2 separate regions of the Mus musculus genome follow, and region 2 is linked to region 1. A link is a contact called in ENCODE POLR2A ChIA-PET data. All regions are on one chromosome and are shown on one strand. Each heading gives the region's core, a stretch centred on a gene start or an enhancer-like site at or near the end of the contact. The rest is flanking DNA. Distances are from core to core; before and after follow the strand shown. Region 1 holds the start of Col4a2 (collagen, type IV, alpha 2). Region 2 holds the start of Ankrd10 (ankyrin repeat domain 10).

Evidence for each region. ChIA-PET counts read pairs that join two places held with the same protein, here RNA polymerase II (POLR2A).
Region 2: POLR2A ChIA-PET joins it to region 1 with 13 read pairs in Patski. The contact joins the promoter of Ankrd10 here to the promoter of Col4a2 in region 1. POLR2A ChIA-PET finds 5 or more read pairs at or near these places in 2 of 5 experiments (Patski and embryonic stem cell).

Annotation. Positions count from the first base shown.
Region 1 is chr8:11,310,787-11,315,086 of GRCm38, forward strand. Col4a2 (collagen, type IV, alpha 2) reads left to right here and starts at 2,019. Exons shown (of 48, transcript NM_009932.4): 1 at 2,019-2,328; 2 at 2,633-2,721; 3 at 2,844-2,898. The coding sequence starts at 2,678. It overlaps Col4a1 (collagen, type IV, alpha 1), which reads right to left and starts at 2,040. Exons shown (of 52, transcript NM_009931.2): 1 at 1,730-2,040. The coding sequence starts at 1,813.
Region 2 is chr8:11,634,436-11,638,725 of GRCm38, forward strand. It overlaps Ankrd10 (ankyrin repeat domain 10), which reads right to left and starts at 1,322. Exons shown (of 6, transcript NM_133971.3): 1 at 976-1,322. The coding sequence starts at 1,182. It overlaps Mir7238 (microRNA 7238), which reads right to left and starts at 1,301; the gene lies at 1,259-1,301.

The DNA.
Region 1 (4,300 bases), core at 769-3,268:
CAATGTCAAGCCTCAACCCTGGCTGGTTTGACTTTCCAAGTAAGATCAGGAGTTCATGTGGCTGACTCAACGGTTTAAAGTCCTGAGGGTCTGGACGTGAGATCTCACAGTTAGCTTTGCTAACACGATCGTTCAGAAAAACCTAAGTCCAAACAGTGGCTCATGCTTTTCCATCACAGTGATCCCCTTAGAAGGCCTAGGTCTTTTGGTAAATATTTTCCACCCTGGGGAATGAACCCAGGGCTATGTTCATGCTGGGTAAGCACTTTGCCCGTCAGCCTCTTTTTACTTTATTATTATTATTATTATTATTATTATTATTATTATTATTATTATTATAGCGAGAGTCTCCCTATGTTGCCTGGGCTAGCCTTGAACTCATTCTGTTGCCCAGGCTAGCCTTGAACTTGAGATCCCCCTGCTTCGGGTGTCCAAGAAGCAAGAACTACAAGACCTGCACCGCCAGCAGGTCCAGCCTATCAAGCCTGCTCTTTTGAGAAACTACCCTCAGCAAGAGAATGGGTAGTTAAAAGGCTACCTGCGGTGAAGGTGAAGACTGGAGAGGAGGGAACTCTCTGAAGTTGGTTGCTGATGTAATTAATCATCCTTCTTCAGAAAGGGAGGCAAAACCCAATTAAGAAAACCCCTAGTAACGTTACCAGTTTATTCTAGTATGTAACAGTTAATAATTTATAGCATAGTTGATCAGTATCGCTCCTGCAGGAAAGAGGTGAAATTCTTAAAAGGAAAGGAAAATGCACAATTAAGCAACGGTTTCTTTTAAAACTTGGAAGCTTCGGTGAGAAGCAAACGTCGTTTTTTAGGCATTTGAGGGGAAGGCAAACTGTGGAGAGGCCACACCTTGTGGCCTTTGGGCCTGCATGGCTGTCACAGCAGCAGCAGCAGCTGAAGTGTATTCTCTAGGGGCGAAGGCAGAAAGTCTGGCCGGGTTCCTCCAGAGCTGGAAGTCTGGCTCTTGCAAACATCTCCCAGCGCCCTCCTGGCCAAGCACAGCACCAGAGGAAACAAAAACTTAAAAAAAACAATTTGCGCAGGGAACAATGCGACGGAGTTTCGCTTTGGTTTCACACTCAAGTCTAAATGTGGTTATAATTTTCAGGCACGCACTCATAAAAGGCAAGAGTCGAGGCAGAGACTTTTAGGATGCGGAGAAGAGCCCCGCGTCTGTTCTCAAGCGTGCCGTAGGCTACACAAAAGTCGTGGGAAAGCAAAAATACAGATGTTTCCAGGCAAACGGCCCAAAGCTGTTCAGCCTCAACCATCACGGTCTCCAAACAACCAGAAACACACCCAAAGCGGTTCCCCCTGCACATGAGTGTAGGACTCTGAGTGGCGTGGGGTGTGCCTGGCCACCCTTCCAGCCCCGACCCACTCGCGCGCCCCGCCGCTGAGAGCCTTGGCGATGAGGGTTCAAATCTCACTGGCTCCTCGGTACCCTCACCCCGCCGTGGTACACGCTAAGCTTCAGTCCCTTCCTAACTCTCCCGCACCCAGTGTATAACAAAGGAGGTTCCGTAATGGATGTGCGATCGCTGCCCACAGGGACTAGGAGAGGGAGACCCGGGGGAAGAATGCACCTGGCCGTGCCACCCGCGGTACCCTCGAGGGCCAGGCGGCTTGACTGCGCCAGGCGCTGGACAAAGAGGCCTCGCGGGGCGTCAGGGGTGCAGGGAGGGAGGCTGGGGAGCGCAGCCCGCAGGGAACTCACCTTCGCAGCTGCTCGGCTGCGCTCCTCGTGGAGCAGAAGGGCGGCGAAGAGCAGCAGAAGCCAGACGCTGAGCCGGGGCCCCATGGTGGCGCGCCCGGGGCGGCAGGGGACCAGCAGAGACGGCGGGGAAATGCAGCCCAGTTCCCGTGGGCCACGGCGAGGTGCTCAGTCTCGGAGGGCCCGGGCGTGAGCCCTGCTCACCGTCCCGGGTGCGGTGACTCTGCGCAGAGACCTGAGCGCGCCGCCCGAGGAGCTCCCCAATTTGTTGGCGCTGCCCCCTCCCCTCGGCAGTGCGCGGGCGGCGTCTCCAAGGGGAGGACCCTGCGGCGCGGGTAAGAGGCGGAGGCTGCGCGCCGCTCGGGACTTGGTGTCGCAGGGAGTCCGAACGCCGGGGCTCTGCGCTCCGCACCCAGCTCCTCCCGCGCCCCGATTCCACGAGCCCCTTGGCTCGCCAATCCCGGGCAAGCACCAGCAAGGCACGCCGGGGCCGAGAGTCCGGCGCCCACGGAGCAGAGCCAGGCCGGCCTGGCCGCCGGTGTGCCACGGGCCAACGCTTCTTCAGGGGCCCATGCGCGCGGGCAGCAGCTCCTGACCCTGAGGTGAGAGCGACCCCCGGGAGGCACAGAGAGCCAGGCCCCAAGTCGCGGACCTGTAGCGCCGGAGTAGGCTGAGGCTGCGCGCTCCGTTGGATCGGAGCTGGGGGAATAGGGATCGCGCTGCATGGGCTGAGGAGCTCCAGGCAGGGCCTACGGAGAAGAATCTCCCTTTTTCTGTCTCCTGATGGGACAGAACTTTGGTCACCCCGCAAGGAAACGAGGGACATTATGCGGAGTCAGGGTGCTAAGATGACGATGCTCTCTCTGCCTGCCACCTTTGCTAACCCGCTTTGTCTCTTGCCTCCAGGTTAGGAAGGGATCGAGCCGAGTCTAGAGCTCAAAGACTGGGATCATGGACCGAGTGCGGTTCAAAGCGTCTGGCCCTCCCCTGCGAGGGTAAGTCGCCTTCTGCCTGGTCTCCTAGGTGAAGGGGACCTTGCATGCATATTTCAGGAGTTGACAAGTTGGGGCCCGCATGTTTTGGTCGCTTTCTTACCCTCCCTCCCTCTCCTGTGCAGGTGGCTGCTGCTAGCAACTGTGACAGTGGGACTCCTGGCTCAGAGCGTCTTGGGGGTAAGTACCGCTTGAACTCCACGGCGCTTGGAGTTCCGCGCCCGTGACGGGTTGGGACGCTCGCGGAGCCTCGTGGAAGACAGGCTCGTCGAGCCCACCTGAGTGTGCGTGTGCATTGTAGGTGTGTGCTACTGTGTCTGCCAGCCGCTCGTCCCGTGCAGTGCAGGAGTCGGCCCTCTCTAGGGAGCTAATAATTAAAACGTAGCCTCAGGCACCTTTTGCTGCCAAGCTTTGGCCTTAGCAGCAAGGGAAGAATGTCTATCACTAGGCCACGAGGCGCACGGACAGAGGGGGCTGGGAGCAAAGAGTTTCCAGAAACTCAGAGGTGGTGTCCAGGCACTGTGGTGGGCAGAGAGCATCTTGCTTAAATATGAGTCTCTGGGGAGGGGCGGGGCAAGGAGGAGACAGCCTCCTGCTTTAAGGTTGTTCGGGGACAAAGGGATAGAAACCGCGGTCTCTTCCAAACCTTGAGTAGGCCCTGAAGAGCCACAGACCAGAGGGAGGCCTGTGGTCCCTGGCTTCTGTGACTTGTTTACTGTACCTGTTGCTCCTTGAAAGACCAAACCAGGCCTGCCAGAACAGCCTTTGAACTGAACTGGAGAGATGCTCTGGGGCTCCCTCGCATTTTAAATGTAGCCACTCCTTATACCAGTACCAGTGTGTGTGTGTGGGGGGGGGGGTCTTCTCATAGGTAGTGCTGTTTAAAAGAAACATGAAAATTGAGAACCCTGGCCAGGTGTCCTATGTGCCCTGTTTACTTGTCTGTGGAATACCTGAGTTCCAAGTAGACACAGCTTGGGACACCAGTACACTCTGTGTCTGGAACCAACACACCTTTGGGGAAGGAGCCCTGCTTCAGCCTCCTTCCCTTCCCTCACCTAGCTGGAACCATCAGTGGTTCTCAGGCTTGCAGAAAGTGGGCACTGGTTCCACCACACAGTTGGTCTCCTGCTCTGCTGGGATGCAGAGCCCAGCATGAGGAGAAAGCGGAGCTCTGACCAGACTGGCCGCTCAGCCCTGGCCAGTCTTATAGCTTGAGTCTGTCTCCTTCCTGCCCCAGTCCTCAGTCCTGACATAAGAGCAGAACCTAAATGTTGGAACAGCCCATTACTTATGGGCCCTCATGCATGACTCCCACTTGGCCGGGATCCGTAGACCACAGCCGCACTTAAACCCACGTTCCTAGAAAGTGACACCCAGTGTGGTGACTCCCACAGTCCTGAGCCGCTGCACAGCCATCTATGTCTTTTATCCTGAGAACAAAGACCTTACCTGGCATCGTTTTGTTTTGTTTTTTCCAACTCCCAAAAGGGTTTGCTATGGAAAAGCAATTTACCCAGCTCTACCCTTGCCTCATGACACCAAGCCTCAGTTTCCACATTCCTCAGAATATTTGCAGCTT
Region 2 (4,290 bases), core at 72-2,571, 320 kb after region 1:
AAGGCTCAGCCTTTTCGCCTCTAAGAGCTTTCCGTAATAGTTGGAACGGGTTAACAAGATGGTTCCGTATCTTAAGACCATCCAGGTTTCAGATAGGAAAGCTCAGAACTACAACGTCCTCGCCTCCGCTACAATACTGGTCTCCAAAGTCAAGTCTACAACTCGTTCTCCGTAGACGTGAAAATGCTCCTTTAGCTTTAGATCAAATTCTGGTAAACAGTACAGCGTGAATTTTGCCGCTTTATGGCGCAGAAGCACTTCTGTGTGCAGGTTAACTAAGGCGACCACGAGAAGGTGGATTCCCAGCGACTACCTGCACCCAACTGCATGCCACCTTTCAACACCAGGAGAACGGGGCCAATTAGCGCAGCTTACACAGGACGGTCCCGGTGGAGAGGGGGCCGATAGGCATGGCCGCGACCCCGCCGTCGGCCATAGCAGGTGCAGACTTGACACCCCCGGCTACGAGGGCAGCGCCCATCCCTCCGTGCCTTCAGGGGGCCCTGCACCCGGTTTCCATTAGACAGAAGCGCGAGGCCCCCAGTTTCCTCCTCGCCACGATTCCCGAAGCCCGGCGGCCTCCGCGCAAACGGCCTCAACTGCAGTCTGCCCGCCCCGCTCGGAAGAGCCACAAGTGTGCACATGCGCCCTGGATCCTTCGGGGGAGCCGGCGAGACGGACCCCATTTCCGCCCCGCCTCCCAACACTCCCCGCGCCCCCGGAGGTCCTGGGTCGCGCGCCGCCCGCCGCACATGCGCCTTGAAGCCCTCGAGGCGCCCGCGGCGTCTGAGCAGCTTCCGCGCCCCCCACCCCCCACCGTCCTGGGTCGCAGACCGCGCGGTACCGCACATGCGCCCTGGAACTCTCAGGGGTTGCGCTGCCGCTGCCGACCGCGCTCTCCAGACACCGTGGGGTGCGCTCTGACCCTAACAGCACACCACGCGGAAAATGGCGCCTTAAAGTGCCCGCGCCCACCTTGCCGAAGTGCGCAGCCCAGTGCACGGGCGTCCAGCCGTAGAAGGAGTCCTCAGCGGCCAGGTGAGCGCGCGGCGTGTGTGGCAGCAGCGAACAGAGCGCGACCAGGTCCCCGTCCCGGCAGGCGCGGTGCAGCGGGAAGCGGAGCGACAGCAGCTCCTCGCTGGAGAAGCCTGCCTCCACGGCCGCGCCCGCTCCCGCTGACATGATGGGTCGCTAGGAAGCACGCGACTGATCGGCCAGAGGAATGTGCCGGTGAAGGCCTGCGAAGCTGCCGCCACTCGAACACAAAGGACAGGCGAGCTGCTGCCGCGTCCCATCCGCATCCGAGCGCAGCGAGCACTGAGGGCGGGACCTGAGCCACGGGGCGGAGCCTGCGCCTTGAGAGGGTGGGGCCTAACAGTCCGCTGCCTCCGACCGCTGCTGACGCCCGTGGTGGGGCGAGGCCCGCGCCTGGATAGGGTGGGGCCTCCCGCAGGTGGTGCTGAGGCTGGCGCCTGGGATAGGGCGTGGCCTTGGCTGCAGGGCGGGGCCTTCTCAGGGTCTGCGCAGGAACGCCGCCTTAGGCGTCTGGTGGTGAAGTTAGGGGCTGGGAGGCGATCACCGCTTGAGGAGGCCGCTACTGATGCCAACGCTGAAGGTGTAGGGGTTGAGGGTGGGCCTGCACGTTAGTGTGGTTAGAGGGACGAGACTTGCCGGGCAGTGGTGGCGCACGCCTTTAATCCCAGCACTTGGGCGTCAAAGGCAGGTGGATTTCTGAGTTCAAGGCCAGCCTGGTCTACAGAGTCAGTTCCAGGACAGCCAGGGCTATACAGAGAAACCCTGTCACGAAAAACAAACAAACAAACAAACAAAACAAAACAAAAAAAGGAGGGGGGAGACTTGGCTGCGACTGAAGCCTGAGGAGGCCGCGCCTGAGACCTCGCCTGAAGCCGGAGGCCTACGACCCTGGCTGTAAACCTTGCCTGGGGCAAGGCCAAAGCCCAGGCCGGCCTCTCTGTGATTGGCAGCTGAAAGCCACGCCTTAACTAAAGGAGGAGAGTCTGGGATTTGGAGCGGAGCGGCGCTCTGGTCGATTCCTGGGGCGGCTGGGCGTGACCTGGCGCTGGTGGGTGTGACCTGGAGCGGTTGGAGCTCGGCCGCAGGTTCCTGCTGAGGACGATGCCTGAGGCGCTACTTCTAAATAGAGCTGCTGCTCTGCCAGGCACACTCGCGAGTGGGGACTCAGGACTCTGGCAGCCGGCCCTGGCCTGCTTCCGCGGTTGCCTGAGTTCCTCCAATTAGTGTTTATTGGGCGCCTGCGGAGCACAGCTCCTCATTAAAAACCCGAAAACAAGGGTGCAGCCAGTTAACTTCGGTATGCCTTAATTGGAATGGATGCCAGAGAGAATCGAGAGGCCCTGGCGTCTGTAACTGTAAAGCATGAGTCACGTGAGCAGGCTGGGCACATGGTGAAAGAAATTTTAGAAAAATTGACTACTAAATTCTCTTTCCAATGGTACAATGCTATGGTTGTAAAAAATTTGAAATTTTTCTTTTTTCTTTTTCTTTTTGTTCTAATTTTGGTTTTTCGAGACAGGGTTTCACTGTGTAGCCCAGCCTGGTCTACTCACTCTGTAGACCAGGCTGGCCTTGAACTCAGAAATCCTCCTGCTTCTGCTGGGATTAAAGGCGAGCACCACCACCTCCTGGCTATAAAATTTGAAAATCATACTGAGCCATTAAGGAGTAGACACTATTCATGGAAGTTTTACTTTTTTTTTTTTTTTTTTTTGGTTTTTTTCGAGACAGGGTTTCTCTGTATAGCCCTGGCTGTCCTGGAACTCACGTTGTAGACCAGGCTGGTCTCGAACTCAGAAATCCGCCTGCCTCTGCCTCCCAAGTGCTGGGATTAAAGGCGTGAGCCGCCACCACCGGCCAGCTTCTACTTTTTACTTAATGAAGTTTTACTTTTTCCCTTTTGCTATATATTTGTTCCTTGTGTATGTTTATCCTTGAGGAGGCTACATAGTAGAGATTAAAATTACTGTATTGCAGAAACTGGGGCCTGGGACTCATCATCCTCCTGCCTCATCCTCCCAGCTGCTGGGATTATAAATATGCCACCAGGCTACATACCTTACATTGCAACATTAAGTAGCATAAAACAAGTAATCAGAAACCAGACAATTGATAAAGGGGAATTGTTAACCGGGTGAACACACTACACAGCCATCCGTTCAAATAACAAACACTCCCTGTGAAGGTGATATTGAGAAATGTTCCAGTCTACATAGACAAGTGTGATGTTTAATTCACTGAGCAGTGACTAATGCGTGGGAAATATGAGACGTCATCTGTCTGTCTCTAGTTCATAATCGGTGAGGCAAGAGCACAGCGTAATAGTTTTGGTATTACTTGGGTGCTTGCACTGAATGGTGGGCTCTTGTGTTTCAAGCTTCTTTCACTGAGAAGTTGGTTTTGTTTGACATGCCATTGGCCTGTATGTGAGCGCATCCCCTTAAGCTCTGGAAAGAGGAGTCTCATTTTGCAAGATAACAGGTGTACCTGGTCAGCTTTTCCAACAAGGGAGAGGCACTTTCCCCTGTCTTCTGGGGACTGTGAGCCTGAGATTTATACTTAAGGGAACTCCCTTGGGTGTAGAATCAGATCTGGATCATGTGACCAACCCATGTTCGCCTTAAACATGTTCTCATGTGCAGCGTGGCTCATGTGGATGTCTGAGGATAGTTTTGGGAACCTTTTTCTCCTACTACTTGGATTTGTGAGGTTGTCTTCAGCTCATCAGCCTTGGCAGCAAGCTCCTGTACCTGCTGAGCCATCTCACTGGCCCATGCTTTGCATTTTCACCGTGAATTTTATTTTGCACACAGTATCAAGGTCTAGTAAAATAAAATGTAATGTTTGGATTCTTAGAATGGATCTTTCTTCAAGACCACTTTTTAGTTTGTACAATTACTTACATAATATGCATATTTCTATAGCCATGCATACACTGATGTGTGTCCTCATGAATGGGTCCCCAGTGTCTGCGGTGGGACTTGTGGATTGGCTGTATCAAGTGTCAGCACTCCAGTTGGCGGGTAACCCACATTTTGCTTAGTTACTACTATTTTTGTTTTGTTTTCTTGAGGGTCTGTGTAGCCTGGGCTGGCCTGGAACTCAGCATCCACCTCGGCTTTCCGTCTGCTGGGATTGAGGGTATGTGCCACCATGCCACATTTTGTTCAGTTATTGTAAAAGAAAATACAAAGAAGTACCCTGCCCTTAAAACAGGAATTGTGTTTTTCCAACCAAAGATAGTGTCATGAAAGG